Regions from separate parts of the Mus musculus genome. Here all the other regions are linked to region 1. Evidence: chromatin loops called from intact Hi-C (ENCODE). Cell type or tissue: left cerebral cortex. All regions are shown on one strand. Region 1 overlaps Iqschfp (Iqcj and Schip1 fusion protein). Region 2 overlaps Iqschfp (Iqcj and Schip1 fusion protein). Region 3 overlaps Il12a (interleukin 12a). Region 4 has its middle 23 kb from the start of Il12a.

Region 1 (5,000 bases):
GTAGAGAAGAATGCCTTAGAGTCTTATAAACTCTCAGTTTATTTTTAAGTAGAACATTTTTTGAGACCTAAATGACCAGGTTTATCCAGAGTGCTCCTGAAGTGTTAACTGAGTTCTGGAAGACCCCCACCTCTGAACGTCAGATCATGTGATTCACAAATATCCAAAAGTTTTCAGCTCTCTAATAAAGGATGCCCTAGAGGGAACAATGAGGCCAAAAGCCATCTGCAGGAATTTAAAATTATGTTTAAAACCTTAAACCCAAGGAAAAATCTGTGAGGGTACATTTTGTTCAAGAAGCAGGCAATAAAACAGTGAGCAATTATCACTAGAAAGGGTCAGCAGCTGTGCAAGGAAGGACCAGGCTGTATGTTGACAGCCCTTGTCTTACAGTTTCTATTATTAGAAAGGTTTTTGTTTTTTTTATTTTCCTGATATTAACCACAGCTTCAAAAACAAAAACCAACAAAACCCCAAACAAAAAAAAGCCTAGTGTAGAAATGTATGCCTTTAGTCTCAGGACACAGAGGCAGGCAGATCTCTGAGTTCAAGGCCAGCCTGGTTTACTAAGTGAGTTCCAGGGTAACCAGAGCTACACAGAGAAACCCTGTCTCAAAACAAAAACAAAAGCCAAAACAAACAACCAAAAAGCCAAAAAAAAAAAACAAAAAAAAACAAAAAAAAAAAAAAAAAAAAAAACAAACAAAAACCAAAAATCAAACAAAACAAAATGCCCCCTAATTATCTGTTACTTTACTGTCTTATTTAGCACAGGACACTTTTGGGCGTTTATTACCTGTGTCCCTTCTACAGTATGTTAAGTAAATGACTATAATGTCCTTGTGGTCTTGTCCGCCAAATCAGGGCCACCAGACCACAGCATCTGGCCATGCAGACACATTGCTCAGTGTTGAGAATGCCACACCCCCCTCCCCTTGAGGTCTGTGTGAGTGGAATCCCGGAAATGTGCTCTGTGGTCCCTGTCCAGAGCCTACCCATGGAACCTCTAAAATCTTGCATTGGATGAATAAATATGTAATCGTCCACCTGTCCATTTTTCTCAAAGATGAGAAATTAAAACATACGCACAGAAAAAAATCAGTGTACAAGCCAGTTTTGACTTTGACTGATGTGGGTTCTTTCTTCCCCTACTAAATTTGTTTTTTAAGGCTGAGTTAGCCGAGTTAAGTCTGAGAAAGGCAATCCAATTGGTTTTGTTGTTTTGCTCTATTTTGTTTCATGTTTAAAATCCAGTCTTGGTGGCCAAAATGGAGCTAAAACCCAAGCGCTTTTCTTTCGAGCACAATCTAGCTTACAGTTTCTCTATCTCTAAACCAGTCCCCGCCCCCGTGCCCTTCGGAGTGTGTGGGTGATGGCTGGCCGTGACATATTGCTGGGTTTTTCTGCAGCATCCAGCGAGCATGGCGAGAGTACTTGCAGAGGCAGGACCCCCTGGAGAAGCGGAGCCCATCCCCACCTTCTGTCTCTTCAGACAAGCTGAGCAGCTCTGTCAGCATGAACACCTTCTCCGACAGCAGCACACCCGTGAGTGTCTCCCGGCCGCTTGCTTGGACTGTCTTGCACTGAGTATTGTTAGCCCAGGCTCTGGTTCCCAGAAAAGATCTTGAGATGGTTTGTGATGGGGTGTGTGTGTGTGTGGAGGGGTGCTTATTTGCTGCATGGGAGCCCACAGTGAGGCTCTTGGCGTGGTAGAACTAAGACAAGATTCATGATACAAAAATGAACTCAATGCGTCCACAGAGTGGGGATTCTGTGCGACGTTGCTTCTCTATCCCTGAGGTGGGTGCGCCCCACCCCCCATTTCTTCTGGTGTGTTTTCTCTGGCATGTGCTTATGTGATGCTTGTCTGGTTGGAAAGTCATCTTCGTTATTAGGATTAGAAAGAGAACTTTTGGCAGGAAAAATTGAAGTTGATCACAGACTGAAATTGCTGAAATGGATTGAGTGTGGCTAAATGGGTTGCACAGACCCCTCCTGAAAGGACTCCTGATAGGGCTTGGGGGAACCTGCCGCACCTGTACAGGCAGGACAGACGCTGGCAAGTGCAGTTCTCCTGACGTCCAGAGTTTTAAGTGATGACAACCATTAAGAAGTTTTGAAAGGGAAACATATGGTTTTGCATACTGAAATTGGCCACCCGTTTGAGTTCTCCAGAATGGGGTTATGGAATTAACGCATCTGCTACAAGCCTGTGCTTTGTGTGGTGTGGGGGTGGGGGTGGGTGGGGGCGCTGGTGGGGGAATCATCATTAGGCTCTGTTAAATCAGCGCGTTTCGCCATTGCGATCATTTATTTGTAAATAGTCATAGAAATGATAAAAAGTTAGGAAGAGGTAACCATGCAAAGTATATTATTAAAAAATATTCTTTTTATAATTTGCTGTCATACTTTCTCAGGCATATGATGAGATATGGCAAAAGTTACTTTCTTTGAAATGTGTGCAGAAGTCTGCATGGCTTGGCATTATTGCCTAATATTTTAATGTAGATGTGAGTTGATTTGTTGTTGTTGTTATTGTTGTTGTTGTTGTTAGTTTAGTTAGTTTTTAGAAGAAAGAAAAAGCTAGTTTTATAGCTGTGAAAGTAAAAAACGGCAGATCTGTTTAATCGACCCAACATTTGGTCATTTGGAGAAAGGGATCCCTGTTACTGGCCTCCCGGTCACTAGAGGGCGCTTGTGAACCACATTGGAAAATGCTGGGCGGTGCTTGGTTTATAAGTAAAAAAGAAAGTGAAAATTGAGCTCTTAGGATGCCTTTGCTGTGAATGTCAATAGAAAATGCAATGAAATGATTGTGAAGAGTCTATGAAACTCTATTTCAGAAACCGTTTTTGTCTGTGAGTTAGGGATTTAGATTCAAACTGCCCCTGTATTCTAGCGTGCTTCTCAATTTGTGGGTCGCGACCCCTCTAGCAACCCTCTAGCTCCAAAAAATATTTACAGTAACAAAATCAGTTATGAAGTAACAACGAAACTACGTTTATGATAGGGGGTCACCACAACATGAGGAACTGAATTAAAGGGTCGCAGCATGCGGAAGGTCGAGAACTGCTGCTCTAAAGGTCCCAATTCAGGGCAAGTAGCTGCCGCGCTGAGTCGGGTGACCCACTGTGTGCGCGTTAGTGTTCTTCAGTCTTTGAGAGTTGTTGACATCTTAGAATGTATCCTAGCCTCTTCCGCCCTGCTCCTTCAACCCTATCACCTCAAGTGTTTTGGGTAAACACTTGAGTAAATGATTGTTCTCCTGGGCTGTGGCTCGTCCAGTTTATTTGTATCCGCCCCTGGTGCTGAGTCCTCTAAACCACCCAATCTCCTGAGTTCCCTGAATCTTTTTCTAATAGAGGAGCTTGCATTGTCCAAACTTCTCCCTGTCAACTGGCTTTTTCATAAGGTGTATCCGACCCGATAGTCACTCTAGTGTAGTCTAGCTCTGTGGGTTGAGGGACAAAGAAATCTTTAAACTTGTGCAAAATATAAGAGTCAAACAAATCTTTCAAAAAGTCATTATTGCAATCTGCTATCAGAAAGCAAGCAGAGCCTGATCAGAGTTCTAATAGGGGCCATTGATCATATCGATGACTTTGATATTAGCGGTGACAATCATGTGACAGCAACTGTACAAAATAAGACACACACAAAATGTAAGACATAAGCAATATTAGATATTGAACTGTTTCCAAGCCTCCAGGGTGTCAGATAGGCAAATATCCAAGACTTAATTGTATTCTCTCAGTGCTGGGCATCAAGCCTATGTAGGTCTACAAGTATTCTACCACTGAGCTATAGCCCTATCCTACAAGGCACAATGTTAAAAAAACAAACAAACAAACAAACAAACAAAAAAAAAAACAACAACACAAACCTGTGCTTAGTGGGTTGAAGTCAATATAACTGGATAAATGTTCTTCTATATTCCATGGTCATCACTCATCACTGCAGCAAGACCCCTTACAGAAACTTATCTTTACATCTTTTGGGGCTTGCAGCCCACATAAAGACAAAGTAGAAAATTAGTATGATTTACTCTGAGCAACCTGTCAAGCACACAGCCCTCTACCGCTCTCAGAAGGCCCTGTTTCGGAGGCTTGGTTTCCCTGCCCACTGTGAGTTGGCTCAAGTTTACGCAAGGCACAGGATGCTCCTGTCTTAAAGGCAGCAGGTTCTACAAATGACCAACAAAACCATTGAGAGCTTTGGTGCTACAAACCGCCAGGCACATCGTATTATCCTTTCTTTATTTCTTCAAACCTTCAGCACAAGCCCTCCGGGAGAGTCCCTAGGCCTGACTTGTGCTCCTCTTGTAGTTTGCTGAACCTCTTGTTGTAACTGCCTAGACCCTGTCCAGTTTCCTTGACTGCCTGTGTTGTCTCTGGAGCTAGATCAGCTGTTCTCCACCCACACACGGTCATAGCTTCAGTTACTGCCTGTCCCAGATGTGCATCCCATAGGGAACCAGTTCCTTGATCCAAACTGAATCCTCTCACTGACTTGAGAATGGCTCTTCTGGGTGCTTCTGCTCACTGTTTTGGCAGAACACAGTGATTAATATAGAGCCCAGAATGTGTCTGCTTTAAAATATGGAACAGCGGGCGTGTTTGAGCATGAGCTCTCAACTCCCCCTTAAGAAGAACTGAAGATTTGTCACATGCCTGGCTCTTGGCTAACACTTCTCAGGGGTTACCTCATTCAGTCCTCTCAGTGTCCACGAGAAGGAGGCACAATTATTATCTCCATTTTACAGACAATGGAAATGAAATTTGAAAGATGAGTAGCCACCCTTGGGTTACACACCGGACCAGAGCTTGCCCACTTCTGTCTTCCATCATTTCACACAGCTTGAAAGCAAGCCTTCATTCAGGCATGCTCAAGGAGGAGGGGCAGCAATCAGCTAGTGCATTTGTAAGACTACAGTTTGATAGCTCTAAACACTGAATGAAACAGTTGAAAAAGCCCATTTGATTTTATAAATTGCCTTACTC
Region 2 (5,000 bases), 550 kb after region 1:
GCAGTCAGTCCTTCACTGGAATTCAGTCAACTGAACGTATCTAGTCTTTTCTCTTAGTCTGTGACTTACAGTAGAAAAGAACCGCTGAACCTCACTGTGAGGGGTTGTATGCAAGTCTGGTAGTGTCTGATGACCCTAGGAAGGGAAGGCTTGGAAGTTTAGTGTGTGTTTAGGGTACTCCAGTCTAGAGCACTTCTGATGTGAGAATAAACTTCCTGATTCTTCGAGGCCAGAGATTAGCCAGGCAGAGAGCTGGTCTAGATGGTCCTTTCAAGTACAGAGTCTGTGAGTTGCTCTGAGTCTCTGCACCCCTGAGTATTCGCAGGATTCTGCAGTGTCAATTTCTGCTCCTCCAGTAGCAGCCCCTCTCACATGCCGCTGAAACACTTGAATATCTCTGTACATTTTATTTTATCTTCCTAAGATTTTCATACTCTTGTGCTGGTGTTTCTCTTTCCTGGGTATCTGTCTTCCTGTCACAGATGTTAGGAGGATTTCATAAGAACAGGTAGATAGTGGTATCCACCACGTTATGCTTAAGTCTCATGGAGGTTTTCAATATTTGTCTGGTTTGAGTTCATGTTTCTGTTTTTGTTTTTGAGACAGGGCCTCACTATGTAGCTCTGGCTGGCCTGGAACTCAACATGTAGACCAGGCTGGCCTCAAACTCACAAAGGCTAGCCTGCGTCTGCCTCTTAAGTCTTGGGATTAAAGCAGTACACCACCACACCTAACCTCAGCAGAAATACCTTCTCAAGTAAAATTCTACGAAGAAACCCTGTATGTAAAACCAAATATTCCTTCTCCAATTGGAGAGTACTGAGGATCAGGAATTGGGGTTCCCAAAAATTGCTTCCCCCGTCCTCTTTTCTGCCCTTCTACCATTTGGTTCCTATCTCCATTTCCCAGAGCCACTTGAGACTTAGAGCAGAGCCAAATTGGAAAAGCACCGAGTCCTCTTCCCCTGGAGACAGCTATGCAAACACGAATGTACTTCGAAGTAGCGTATAACAAGCTGCACTTGTTGGCTCGCCTTGGAGAGATTATTTATAGAGTGTTCTCTCAGAGGGACTCATCTCTGTTCTAGGATGAGCGCATCATTTGCGAGAACACCATGACTTTTCTAATTTCTCTCAAGGTGATATTTAAGAAGGATCCTAAATGTTTCTAAGAAACATCGCTTTATCTTGTAAATAGAAAATCTGTTATGATTGACTACCGTCATCCTCATTAGCCATAATGTAGTGTCAGGGGGCGGAGGGATCTCCAGGAAAACTAAATTGCTGTTAGATATCCCTATTATATAACCTGTGGTCATTGAGGCTATTAAGGATGTAAATTTTCTCCGTAAGTGTTTTTATTGATTTCATTTTGTTCCTTGTTAATTTCATATGCGTTTAGAAGGCATGCTGGTTCCTCTCTCTTGTCACCTTCTGTATCTTCCTCCCACTCCTACCAAACCCGCCCCGATCACTACCAGTCATTCCAAAAGCATTTCACGGGGTGGGAACTACCTTGTCTCTTACAGAAGTATTTGAGGATGTCAGCTCAGCACTACAGTACTCCAGAATGCACAAGAGCAGGTGTGTTGCGTTAGCTACACATCTAGAACCAGATAGACCTGTTGTGAATGCACTACCCTGAAGACTTCGGTCCTCAGTATGAAATGGAGTGCAGCCTTTACAACTAATTGACAGAGCCAGGCCTGGTAACACAGGCCCAGCACAGAGAAGACTGAGGCAGAAGGAAGAGTAAGTTTGAGGCTGATATACGAAGCACCAGGCAAGCTGGGGTGACCAAGTGAGACTCTATGCAGAAACACCCCCACCAAGTATTGGATTCTGAAATTGGAAGCTTGTTTTCTAAGGCAGGGCCTACTGAAGTAAATGGGATCTTTGGAAACCAAATCAATCTACCTCCTGTTCATGCTCATTAAAGGGTGTGAACTCACCTGCAAAAAAAAAAAAAATTAGTCATATTCGTTATGTAAGAGGTGTGAAGGTGCGTGAGAGTCCGAGTGTGTCAGTCGTGCCTTCAAGGTCAAGGTTGGGATGGTGCACCAGGTTTCAGCCCTGCTGCATTTGTCTGGATGGTGTTATCTCTCTTAAAGCAGTTTTTTTTTTTAAAGTGGTAAGTGTTAGATGTAAGCTAGGCTTACAATAATCCCATAAAGACATTTTATACTTAATACCATAGCCAAAGAACGTTGGAGATTGCTGCCTAACACAGCTCATTAGACCTGACACATGTGGAGTGTGGCTTACATGGCGTGTCACATTTTCCTGCAAAATTTGCTAATCCAGACATAATCACCTTCTTAAAACTGAGACTGTGTGATCTTTGTCATTCTTCTATCGTTTTGGAAAAGGTCTTAACTGCTTAATAGGAAATAAGAAAAATGGATTACCTGCTTTTTTTTGAAATGAGATTTTCCAAGAAATATCCTAGGTTTAGTAATATTCGGGGTGTGGGGTAGGTCGTGCTGCCTTGCGAAGGCTGGCCTTCACCTCGCAGCCCTCCTGCTGCAGCTTCCTCCTGCTGATGGCACGGGCTTGCCCTCACTCGCAGCTTTCTGTTTGCTTCTGGTGTAAAGCTTCCCTGCACAGTTGTCACTGGCCACAGTCAGGATCGGCTCTTGCTCTCCTCCCACATCTTGAACTTACGAAGCTGAGTGTTGAGGAGATAGAAGGAGGTCTTGACGCTGTGGGGACACAAGATGAACAGCCATTACTGATAGGCGTCTAGGAAATCTTTTATTTATGAGCATTACAACCCAACTGGCCATCAAGAAGAAAACTTCCCTTCCTCGCCTCTCTTTGCGGTAGCCCCAGATCGGTCTGATATTTCACTCTCTTTCTACCTTAACTCGAGATGGATTTTCTTCAGCATACGCAGGTATAAAGGCATCCTAGACAACCGTCTTCTTGATCACGCTCGCAGAGCGATCGAGGAGCGGGGATGAGCTCTATCCTTCCCTCCAGGCTGTGTGATAAAAAACAAGTTCCCCAGAGTGTTTGTGAGCAGCTGGTTTGAATAATGATTACTGTTTACTTATCTCAACTATCCCCAAATCAAAATTCATTTCTTTCTTGGCCTTCCATGTTTATTGGTGAATGACTGAAGCAAGGCCAATTACAAACACCTGCTACCTCCTCTGTGTTTGCGTGGGAGAGGGAGAAGCATGGCCAGCTTAGCTAGACCCAAAACAGTGGGTCTAGGAAGCTTTAAAGAACCGAGATGCATGGGACTTTGAATATGGGAGATCTCTCTCTCTCTCTCTCTCTCTCTCTCTCTCTCTCTCTCTCTCTCTCTCTCTCCCTCCCCCCCCCCCCCCCCCCCCCCCGTGTGTGTGTGTGTGAAGTGAGCCAGCATCATTTGCCAGGAAAGTGAATCACTGTCTTGTCTCTAACAGTAATAATTTTCGCATAATTTCCTGGAAGTAAGTGGAGTGGCTGTTTTAGCCCGGCATGGGAGAAGAAAGAAGCTGACCTGTCTCAGTGCAGTGAGACTCCTTCTACAGCATCTTCCTTGAAATGAGAAGTGCATACCAAAGTGCCTTATTTCTAATGCATGGTGTATCTTTAAAACTTCACATTGATCTCATACACATGCTATTAATTTGTTTAGAAACAAACAAACAATTCTTCACATTGGTAGCACCAGCATCACAGCAAACTGCGGCTATACATCCACTTTTAATTCTTTGTGAATTGTCGTCTCATACTCTACAGAATGCCTTTCTGTTTTGAATGCCTTGTTTCAAGGAGACCTTATTCTAAAATATTACACAATTTCCAAAGTGAGACAGAATTTAAAGTGGATCTTTTGAGAAGTAATAAGATTAAAATAGCAAAACAAATTTAATTAAGTAAGCAATTTTTCTCTTTCACAAATCCGAAAGAAAAGTAAATTGGTGTTTGTGAAATTTTCTTTGTCTAATAAATAGCCTTGCTTTATAATAATGCCAGTGACCCCAGTTTAATTAGGTGCAATTAATTTTGTGCAGGCTGAATTTGACATCTTGCTAAAGGCATAACCAGCTGTACCCTGTCTTATGAATTTTTTTATCAACAATGAGAATTCAATTGCCTGCGCTATTGCACAAAAAGGTGGGGGTGGGCACAGGGCTTCATGTTATATTTTTTAAAAAATGGCCTCGGTGGACAGCAGAATGTTAATTACAAGAGCTTCTAGGATTTGGCTTTCATCCTACATCATCTTTAATGTGTTCTCATGGTACCATCAGTGCAGTTAACACCCCTCCCTTAGACAGTGGTCACGAACATGCATTGGGCGTTGGTTGTGAAACACCACTCCCTTTTGGAAGCTTCACCCACCAACAGCAGTGAGCTGGCTGACTGGAGGTCTCCCAGCACCGTTCCCTCTCCCTCAGAGTTGCTCACTGAGCTCAGAATTTCATGCTCCTCCTCAACCAAGCAGCTCAACTGAGCCTCATCCCCACCCAGGATCACCTTCTAATTCAATCTCACGTCCTTCAGCTTTATCTTTTGCAGATTCTCATATGCATGAAACCCATGGAAGTGCTTTTACTGAGAACACAAACCCTTCCATGTTGTTGTTTACATGGGGGTGGTGGGTGGCCATAATTTGTTGTGTCTTTTCAGATGTATAATAGATTTGTAGTTAAGTAGATAAGTAAATAGTAGCAGTAAAAATGCCTTTAAAAGAAGACTCATGCCTTTCCATCATAGTCCCCGTTCTTCCAGGCTTTGGTGTCTCTCATCAACTGTTCCCGGATTCATCCTCCCACATCCCACTCAAACATCCCACAGAACAGAGAAATGACGCATCTACACACTCAGTTCACAGCAGTGCCTCTTCACCATCAAGCGGTCCAGAGCCCTGCCTGGATCAGTCACTCGGAAGGAGGTCGGGCGTGGCAAGTCGCAGCAGGCTCTGAGGAGCCCAGGGCCTGACTGTCACTTAGTAGCACTTGCTAATGACATCACTGTGCCTCAGCCTCCTGATCTGTAAAATGG
Region 3 (5,000 bases), 640 kb after region 1:
AGTCCTGCCGGCTATCCAGACAATTATAAAAATGTGTCTCCCAAGGTCAGCGTTCCAACAGCCTCACCCTCGGCATCCAGCAGCTCCTCTCAGTGCCGGTCCAGCATGTGTCAATCACGCTGTAAGTACCTGAGGGCCGGGACCAGGGTGACTTGATGAGAGGAGAAGGCTTGAGAAAGAACAGACAGAAGCCCTGGACCCATTAAGGGAGACTAAAGGGCTGCCAGCAACTGCAGGCCAAGGGAAGGAAGAGGGGAAAGATGGTCGTGCTAGATTGCGCTGCACCGAGCATGGTCTCATTATAGAACAACCCTGGGGGCTACGGCTATGCCCGTTTCACAGAAGAGAACTAAAGCCCAGCCTTGAAACCAATGTAAGGAAAATGCAGGTCTCAGGCAGTCCCCAAACAAGATCTGGGAGGTCTTGCTTCATCTGTCAGCCCCGGGGAAGGGCTTAAATTATGTGTGGAGGGAGGTCAGTACCCAGAATGGATGGAAAAAATTGCCAGAATGGCTGAAGAAAGAGGCAGGTCAAAACCAAGTTGACAAGCTCCACCTGCCCTTTGTTTCCCTTCCAGACCTCCTCTTTTTGGCCACCCTTGCCCTCCTAAACCACCTCAGTTTGGCCAGGGTCATTCCAGTCTCTGGACCTGCCAGGTGTCTTAGCCAGTCCCGAAACCTGCTGAAGACCACAGATGACATGGTGAAGACGGTGAGTTTCTCCTGTCCTTCTGGCTTCAAAGTTCCGCTGTTGACATGACTTCTAACCTATCTGGTATCTGCTGGGAAGTTTATGGTATCTGGCAGGAACCGTAGAGGGTTTCAAGACTTCTAAATATAATCTAAAGGAAACTGTGTCTCTAGAGAAAGGAAGAATGGTAATAAATTGTAACGGCATCGGTTTAGGCTGTGTCTACACAGAGGAAAGTGGGGACTTGCAATGTCCCTCCCAGCCTGCCTGCCTGTGTGACACAGTGTCAGGTGCTCCCTGCTTCTGCTTCAGGGCAGGTGGAACAGGGAGACAGTCTCTAGGTACACTCTCTGTGCTTCACAAGCCATAGAGATGAATTAGATTGTCTCTCCCCCTGCTCACCAGTGTCCAGCACTGTGATGCAGTCCCTTGTCGGATGGACACATGTCAGGGAGGACTCAGACATCAGATAGCAAGCAGGTCCAGCCTCCAGTTTTCTGGGGCAAGTGTGATCCAGTTTTAGTCACGGCTCCACTCATTTTTCTCAGGTTTCATGTTTGAATGCAAAATAGCCTTTTCCGTTGTAAAATTGCCACGGTTTCCTCTCGCTTTGGGGACAAAGCTACAGCAAAATGCTAATGTGTTTGAGATATCCTGCAGCTGCTAGGGCTGGAGATCCAGTAGAATTCTGGCTTAATTATGAATGGGTCTCCCGGGTTCTATCCCCCAACAGAGCGTGCGTTCATAAGCACCTGGGAACAGAGGAGGGAAGGAGGGAAACTCTGTCTTCCTGTTTTGTTTTTAAATCTTTCTTGAGGATCTTCTAGCTTGTTGTCTTATGGCTATCCCAACATAAGCTCCGCTCCACAAGCCCTTCTTGGTGAATTTTCTTTCTTTCCTTCCCGTCTTGCATAACGTGCTGCTGGCTGTTCCTCCAAGCTCAGTCTTAATTGAGTGGGGTTCCCAGGAGGGAGAGATGGCTCTGTGGTTAAGAGAGCTGGCTGCTCTTCCAGAGGTCCAGAGTTTCCACACCCTCATGGTGGCTCACAATCATGGTAACTCTGATCATAGGGAACCTGTCGTTTTCTCTGTGCCTCTGTGGGCACTGAGCACATGCCACACAGACATCCATGCAGGCAGAACACTCTTGGCCATGAAACCTTAAAATGAAGGAGAAACCTTACGAGAGGTTCCCTAAGGAATCCCTGCAGAAGGGAGAGATTGTTTTCCTAAGATGAGGTTTGGTGTGGAGGGGATGAGGTATTCAAAGTTAACTAGCCGCTCCTCACTCCTCTGCTGCCAAATACCAGCACTGGGCTTCGAGACACAATAGAATTCGACCTTGTTTTCGTTTGGGTCACTATTGCTCTCTAGTTGAACACGGAATCCACGGGGGCACATTGCTGTCTGTCCTTTGTCACACCCCAGGACCACAGCTGCATGGAAAAGTCATCGCAGGCTTCAGTCAGAGAGCTGTTGACTTCCTAATATGTTGTGTAATTCTGTTCAGTGGTGCTTTCCAGCACACCAGGGAATAAGAGACAGTCCCCGCGTATGTAAATTAAAGCTCAACTAGTATTTAGGGCTTGCAAGTTTGTTACAGCCATCAAGCTGTGACTTTAACAGTTTCCTCTTTAGAAGTTAAACTTGAAAAAAAATAGAGGGAGAGAGAGATTCACAGGGCACAGCTGCTTGGAAAAAGGAAAAGCCACAGGACTCACCAGAAGCAAGCAGCACAGTGTGGCACTGATGCTGATGAGTACAGCCTGCTGCACCCCAGTGTTCACATGGTGAAAAAAATACCCTGCTGGCGGACAGCCTAGGCAAAGGGGGAGGAGAGTAGGGAGAGCGTGCGGGAGGTTGGGTTTCTTAGCTTATGAAGAGCCTGAGTTTCCTACAGGCCAAAGAGATGACGGTTCAGAGTGGCCAGCCTAGGCTCTGCTGATCCACTGCGATGCAGGTCTCAGAGGGAACCAGCTGTCTTGCTGAGAGATTCACCTCAGCTTCTCCTTATGTTTTTCCCAGGCCAGAGAAAAACTGAAACATTATTCCTGCACTGCTGAAGACATCGATCATGAAGACATCACACGGGACCAAACCAGCACATTGAAGACCTGTTTACCACTGGAACTACACAAGGTATGGAGGACCCCCACCCAAAAAACAACAACAACAACAACAAAAAACACAATTAAGAGCCGTGCAGCCAACCTCAGCTGTCTCCAGATACTTACTTGTAGCTATCAAACGTGAGAGTTTTGAAGAAAAAAAAAAAAGTCAACAACCATACAAATACTTCTACAAGCTGAAGGATATACTCGGTAACTAGGAGGTGGCTATGGTGGTATAGACCTTTAATTCCAGCACTTGATGGATAGAGGAAGGCCGGCTCCTGTTAAGTTAGAGGCCAGTCAGGGATACACAGCAAGATTTCATCTTTAAAAAGAAAGGGGGTGGTGTGGCGGGTGAAGCTTACTTATTGAAGTGCTCATGTCACAAGCCTGGGGACCTAAGTTCCCATCCCCAGCACCCATGTAGGAGCTGGGTGTGATGGTTTCACATGCAGAGACAGGAGGATACCTGGGCCAGCTAGTCTAGCCGAATCCATGAGCTGCAGGCCCAGTGAGAGAACCTGTATCAGAAAACAAGAAAGTCAGGAGAGCGGCTGAGAAAGACCCCAAAGATCATCCTCCGATTTCCACGAGTACATGCACCTGCACACACGTGCACACAGGAATCCTATACATAGCCACCCAAAAGCAGTTATGATGGTGAAGTTTCTTTTACTGGAATGAAAAGTTAGTTTGAGAAAAAAATATCAGAGAGATTTATATTAAGAGTGAATGGGTGGGGGGTATGCATGCCTTTAATCTCAGCACTTGATAGGCAGAGGCAGATGGATCTCTGTGAGTTCAAGGCCGGCCTGGTCTACAGAGTAAGTTCCAGGACAGCCAGTGCTACAATAGAAACAGGTGATGGTGATGATGGTGATGATGGCGGTGATGATGATGATGATGACGAAGACAAACTCCTCGGTTTATGATTTTCTTCTAGAACGAGAGTTGCCTGGCTACTAGAGAGACTTCTTCCACAACAGTAAGTAAGCACTCTAAGGGTTCCTTCCCCATGACGGATTCATAACACTGATGCCTGGTCATTCTTTCTCTAGAGAGGGAGCTGCCTGCCCCCACAGAAGACGTCTTTGATGATGGTAAGCCACATCACTTTTCTGAAATGCAGCAGGGTCCTGTAGTTCCAGCCCATCTCAATGATTCCTTGCCCATTGTGTCCTGCGCTCTAGACCCTGTGCCTTGGTAGCATCTATGAGGACTTGAAGATGTACCAGACAGAGTTCCAGGCCATCAACGCAGCACTTCAGAATCACAACCATCAGCAGATCATTCTAGACAAGGGCATGCTGGTGGCCATCGATGAGCTGATGCAGGTAAGCCTTCCTCCTATCAGCCAGCGCTCCTTTTCCATGGTGAAGAGAGGTCCTTTATTAGATATGATAAAATCAGCACAGCTTGGGTTGGGAGAGACCTGAACACCCCCACCCCACCCCACACCCTCATCCCCCAACCATGAAAGGCCTTGCAAGGTTACATTTGCTTAGAGAGCCTTGAGGGGGCCTCTACAATAAGGGCAAATGCAAGCAGCCTTCTACTTGTTGACTCATGATACAAATCAGGCACTTTTCAAATGCTTCTTCTCATACCATCCCCACAACAAGCAAATAAGGTCTCTACAGAGGAGGAAACTGAAGCTTAAGAGGATGAACGAGGGTTCCCTACAAAAGGGTTTTTTGTTGTTTGGTTTGGTTTGGTTTGGTTTGGTTTGGTTTGGTTTTTCCGAGACAGGGTTTCTCTGTATAGCCCTGGCTGTCCTGGAACTCACTTTGTAGATCAGGCTGGCCTCGAACTCAGAACTCCACCTGCCTCTGCCTCCCAAGTGCTGGGATTAAAGGTGTGCGCCACCATTGCCCAGCTTATTGTTGTTTTAAATACATTCTTTTCTTAAAGGTTCAAGATTAGGACTGGAGAGACAGTCCGATGATTAAGAGGACTTGAGTTTGGCCTGGGGCTCCTATGTAACAAACAGGGTGTGGTCCTGAACTGCTCTCTAACTCCAGAGAGTGGAGACAGGAGGCCTATGGAGGCTTTCTTGCTGCAAGTTTAGCCATGAAATCTCCAGGTTCAGGGAGAAAGCATGCCTCAAAGAAATAAGATGGAGAGTCACGTGATCTCTTCTCTGGCTTCTGCATGGTGTAGGCACAGATATGCACATGTTTGAGTGCATACAATACAGGC
Region 4 (5,000 bases), 660 kb after region 1:
AGCTCTACTGTGCTCCTCAGGGAAGGGGCTGCCCGCTCTTCCTAGTACTGCACCCAGTACGGAACAGGCTCACCTCTCCCTAACTCACTCCACTGGGGCCAGATTTCCCACCCCAGAGCTACCAGAGTCAACTCTCCCATGCTGTCCAGGTGAGAGGTAGAGACAGCTCTCCCGCCAGAGGCAAGGGGCAAGGCCAACTCAACACAATGCTTGGACATCAACATGGTTTCAGACAGTAACCCAGGCCGGGCACATCTGCACAGCCTTTGATGGTAACACATGCCTCCAACATCAACATAGACCCTGGCTGTGACAGGACCCTGGGTCTAGACATGCTCCCAGCAGCAGCATGAGCCAGGAAGTCACTATGGCTTCAGGTGGCAGCCAAGACCACTGATATGGGGATGCCCTCCCTTCAGATAGCAGCATAGACCCCAGATGTAGTAGGGCCACAGACCTTGGAGGCAGCCGGGGTCCAGATATCACCATGACCCCAGTGGTTGCTCAGACACCTCACATCCTCCTGTGCCACACCATCATCTCATCTCCAGTTCCCTCTCTCTACAGTGCAGGGACCACTCAGCTTTGCCTCTGCTTTCTCTCCATCATCTCCATTCTCTCATTGTAGTGGTACCCATTGCAGAGCCTGGAGTGGGTGTTTGGATGTCTCTCTCTTCCGGCTCCCCCCTAGTCCATTGCTTCTTAACAGTTTTTAAAGACTGAACAATTTATTCCTTTATATGACATAATTGCTAGGGAAGTGTGCTGGCTAGTTTTATGTCGACTTGACACAAGCTAGAGACACATCAGAGAAGGAGCCTCAACTGAGAAAATGCCTACATAAGATCGACCTGTAAGGTTTTTCGGGTTTGTTTTGTTTTGTTTTGTTTTCAGAAATAATGGTAACTCAATTTCTGGGTACAACAACTAAAATCCTAATCTTATAAGCCTTATTAAATCTAAATCCAACGGTGGCGAATCCTGATGGATCCACCCTTGAAACCGGGAGGCACTAGTAGCTACATTTTGTCCTCATGCTATTCCTGTCCAAAAGGACTGTAGGGTATTTTTTAAATTAGTGATTGAAGTAGGAGGGCCCTGCCCATGGTGGGTAGCAACATCCCTGGGCTAGCAGTCTGGGGTTGTATAAGAAAGCAGGCTGACAAGTAGTAAGGAGCAAGCCAGTAGGAAACACCCCTCCCTGGCTCCTGCCTAGTTTGAGTTCCTTCCTTAGCTCTTAGCTTCCTTCAGCGGGCTACATAATTCAGGATATGTGGATCACATAAACCCTTTCCTTGACAAGTTGCTTGTGGCCATGGTATTTCATCAAATCTGTAGAAACCCTAAGACAGGTATAATGTGCACAATGAAAAGTCCGATTTTCATTTGTTTGCAAGTCAAATTAAAATTAAATTGAAATTAAAAAGTGTAGATAGCAAAAGTAATTTATGTGGCCCAAAAGGAAAAGTATTCGGCACACGGCAGACAATTCATCTTTGCCCTCGTTCAGCTCCATGAGCTTAAGCAAGCTCCAACACAAGGCATCTGTCACAGCGGTGGCCGACATCGAGGACAGAAGTCCAGTCTCTTCTGTGCTCTTCCCCAGTGCTGGTGAAGGAAGCATTTATCAGAGACCCGGAAATGGAAGAGGTGTTTTATCTCATCTGCTGCACGTACTGACCTCTCAGAAACAGTAACATGTTCTTGGAAGAACCTGTGCTTGCCGGCGCAATCGCACTGGTCCACAGAAAACATCACCCACTTACTGCATTTTCCACCTTCACCTTTGTGATCTTGCGTTGCGGGGGTGCAGAAAAGCCCCTTGCTGCGAAGGTTAAAGTCCTGAACCGAGAGTAGTGGCACACGCCTTTAATCCCAGCACTCGGGGAGGCAGAGGCAGGAAAAAGTGAGTTCCAGGACAGCCAGGGCTATACAGAGAAACCCTGTCTCAAGAAACCAAAAAAAAAAAAAAAAAAAAAAAAAAAAAAGAGTCCCGGTCCTTCGCAAACTTCGCTGGTGACTTAAGGAGATCCTGCCCTTCTGCAGGATCCCATTGCCTCATCCCATGCTCAACCAATAATAAACATCCAACATTTGGACTGCCGTCTTCTATGCCCCACAGGTTTCTCTTTTAAACTGTTCTGGGATCTGGAGCCTAGATTGAAGAGCAACGCTAAGGACTCACTCATGCCACCTAGTGGCTGCCTGGTATATGGCTGAGTATTCCTAAACTTGAAATTTCCACTTTTTAATTTTTAATGAATTCAACTTTTCCTAGCGTCTATCATAAACACAAGTACCCAGAGGCGTTTAAGTCAGACCATGAACCTAGACAATTAACAAGATCTCAATGTGATCCTGTTAATATTGAAGCTGCCCGTGCCTTTTAAATCTCTACGGTGATATACTGTGTCTGAAACTACTAGAGGAGTGACTGGATAGCTCAAAGTCGTCCTTACAAACAAATAATATAAACGGTGACCACTAGAGTTTAGAAAGACAGAGAGTGTGGGGGAGGGACATGTCTCAGCACCTGTCCTGAAATAAGTAACATAGTGGGAATAATTTCCAGTATTCTATAGCAAAGCAGTATAACTGACAAGAGTTTGCAGGAAACGATTGCAGGTCTGCTGAGGACCTGCACGGAAAGAGTTAAAAGGCCCAAATATAAAAAAATGAGATTGGGGGCGTTAGAATATGGTAAAAAGAATGGTGCATAGTCAAATCAAAACAACCCTGAGATTCCATCTCACACCAGTCAGAATGGCTAAGATCAAAAATTCAGGCGACAGCAGATGCTTACGAGGATGTGGAGAAAGAGGAACACTCCTCCATTGTTAGTGGGATTGCAAGCTTGTACAACCACTCTGGAAATTAGTCTGGCGGTTTCTCAGAAAATTGGACATGGTACTACCAGAGGATCCCGCAATACCTCTCCTGGGCATATATCCAGAAGATGTTCCAACTAGTAAGAAAGAAACATGCTCCACTATGTTCATAGCAGCCTTATTTATAATAGCCAGAGGCTGGAAAGAACCCAGATGCCCCTCAACAGAGGAATGGATACAAAAAAATGTGGTACATTTACACAATGGAGTACTACTCAGCTATTAAAAAGAATGAATTTATGAAATTCCTAGGCAAGTGGTTGGACCTGGAGTGCATTATCCTGAGTGAGGTAACCCAATCACAAAAGAACTCAAATGATATGTACTCACTGATAAGTGGATATTAGCCCAGAAACTTAGAATACCCAAGATATAAGTTACAATTTGCAAAACACATGAAACTCAAGAAGAATGAAGACCAAAGTGTGGACACTTTGCCCCTTCTTAGAATTGGGAACAAAACACCCATGGAAGGAGTTACAGAGACAAAGTTTGGTGCTGAGACAAAAGGATGGACCATCTAGAGACTGCCATATCCAGGGATCCATCCCATAATCAGCCTCCAAACGCTGACACCATTGCATACACTAGCAAGACTGTGCTGATAGGACCCTGATATAGCAGTCTCTAGTGAGACTACACCGGGGCCTAGCAAACACATAAGTGGATGCTCACAGTTAGCTATTGGATGGATCACAGGGCCCCCAATGGAGGAGCTAGAGAAAATACCCAAGGAGCTAAAGGGAATTGCAACCCTATAGGTGGAACAACAATATGAACTAACCAGTACCCTGGAGCTCTTGACTCTAGCTGCATATGTATCAAAAGATGGCCTAGTCGGCCATCACTGGAAAGAGAGGCCTATTGGACTTGCAAACTTTATATGCCCCAGTAAAGGGGAATGCCAGGGCCAAAAAGTGGGAGTGAATGGGTAAGGGGGTGGGGGGGAGGGTATGGGGGACTTTTGGGATAGCATTGGAAATGTAAATGAGGAAAATACCTAATTTAAAAAAAAAGAAAATAATAGATTCTGTTAGAATCTCGCTACCAGAATTCAGGGTTTGAGCTTTGTGTCTCATCAGTGAAAGTGGAAGGGTATTTTAAACTTTTATAAGAAAAGTCTCTACTCCTTCCTCTCATAATTTATTTCAGCTTGTTAAAATATTGTGTGTCTTAATTATTTTGTACTTTCATTTTTATTATGCAAAATTATTCAGAATAAAACATGCATATTCTAAAAAAAAAAAAAAAGTAACATGCAGACAGTGTTGCAAAACTCCAGGTGGGAGCTGTGACTGTCGTGTAAAAATGACATATGTAAAATATACAACTGAAGTGTTTGAAGGAGAAAGGTGTCATTTGGGAGAGATTTATTCTCAAAGTCACAAGAAAAAAAATGGGAAGCGAGAAAAAAAAAAAAGAATGGTGCATAGTAAACAATGCCTTGGAGATCTGTGAGAGAAGCAACAAGAAATAAGGCAGAGGACCTTTACATCAGGGCATTTTGTTCCCTGGATGGTTCTTGGACACGAGTCCATGCCTCCTGTGAGAAACATTTACATTTCATTTATAAGACATGTTTATTCTTGTTGGATGCCAGACCACAGCTACAGGACCCAATCTGACTCTGACATGGCCTCCTGCCTTGCTTTCGACCTTTCCCAGATATAATCTGTAGCGCATGCCAGACAACTGTGTTTGAATTGCTCTGTGCGGAGAGAGTTCTGGGAAAGGCTGCTCTGTCAGTATTCAGTATTTCTTACCGGTGTTTATTGACACGTTTTTCTGAACTCAAACAACCTCCATTGCTTTCTTTGTTACGGTCGCATATGAAAGTACAGTGAAACAGGAAAACTGCTGTTTAAACATCAGATGGTAATTCACCGCATTCATTCGGTCCTCAGGTCTCAGTCCAGCAGACAAGATCTGCACAGGTCGACGAAAGTCTACAGGAGATGTAGCTCAGAGGCGGGAGGATGGCTGCTATCACTTGCCAGATGAGACAGAGGGGTTACTAAAACAAAATAAACATTTCATTCTCCGTGTGTTTATGAAGCTTCAACCTGTACAAATGAGGGCAGAAGAGTCCTAGAAGCTCTGCATCTGCCTGTG

The links. A loop is a pair of places that touch in the nucleus more often than their neighbours do. Peaks named below come from ENCODE experiments on the same cell type or tissue, not always from the same donor. Only the 100,000 strongest peaks of a DNase experiment are listed, where the experiment ranks them.
Region 2: it touches region 1 in a loop (6-fold over the local background); 5 of 42 quality-filtered maps call a loop at or near these places.
Region 3: it touches region 1 in a loop (4-fold over the local background); 6 of 42 quality-filtered maps call a loop at or near these places.
Region 4: a loop joins it to region 1, with 6 times the contacts of the local background. A loop is called at or near these places in 23 of 42 quality-filtered maps.

Annotation. Positions count from the first base shown.
Region 1 is chr3:68,053,854-68,058,853 of GRCm38, forward strand. It overlaps Iqschfp (Iqcj and Schip1 fusion protein), which reads left to right. Exons shown (of 11, transcript NM_001113419.2): 4 at 1,410-1,545. It overlaps Iqcj (IQ motif containing J), which reads left to right. Exons shown (of 4, transcript NM_177585.3): 4 at 1,410-2,740. The coding sequence ends at 1,587. Among named protein-coding and RNA genes, the nearest start is that of Schip1, 8.4 kb to the right of the region's middle. In left cerebral cortex, a CTCF peak has its summit at 2,679 (motif pointing right); DNase peaks (open chromatin) are centred at 955, 1,388, 2,697 and 4,586; H3K4me3 peaks cover 1,630 bases; H3K27ac peaks cover 566 bases.
Region 2 is chr3:68,602,097-68,607,096 of GRCm38, forward strand. The region is part of intron 6 of Iqschfp (Iqcj and Schip1 fusion protein); the gene reads left to right. The region is part of intron 3 of Schip1 (schwannomin interacting protein 1); the gene reads left to right. Among named protein-coding and RNA genes, the nearest start is that of Gm22073, 57 kb to the left of the region's middle. In left cerebral cortex, no CTCF peak of the experiment used is centred here; DNase peaks (open chromatin) are centred at 649, 1,011, 1,463, 2,641 and 3 more places; H3K27ac peaks cover 4,749 bases.
Region 3 is chr3:68,691,446-68,696,445 of GRCm38, forward strand. It overlaps Il12a (interleukin 12a), which reads left to right. Exons shown (of 7, transcript NM_008351.3): 1 at 1-121; 2 at 578-711; 3 at 2,716-2,829; 4 at 3,745-3,786; 5 at 3,860-3,901; 6 at 3,992-4,135. The coding sequence starts at 106. Among named protein-coding and RNA genes, the nearest start is that of Il12a, 2.5 kb to the left of the region's middle. In left cerebral cortex, a CTCF peak has its summit at 2,484; DNase peaks (open chromatin) are centred at 1,261, 1,552 and 2,459; H3K27ac peaks cover 2,338 bases.
Region 4 is chr3:68,711,622-68,716,621 of GRCm38, forward strand. No RefSeq gene overlaps it. Among named protein-coding and RNA genes, the nearest start is that of Il12a, 23 kb to the left of the region's middle. In left cerebral cortex, a CTCF peak has its summit at 2,203 (motif pointing left); a DNase peak (open chromatin) is centred at 2,173.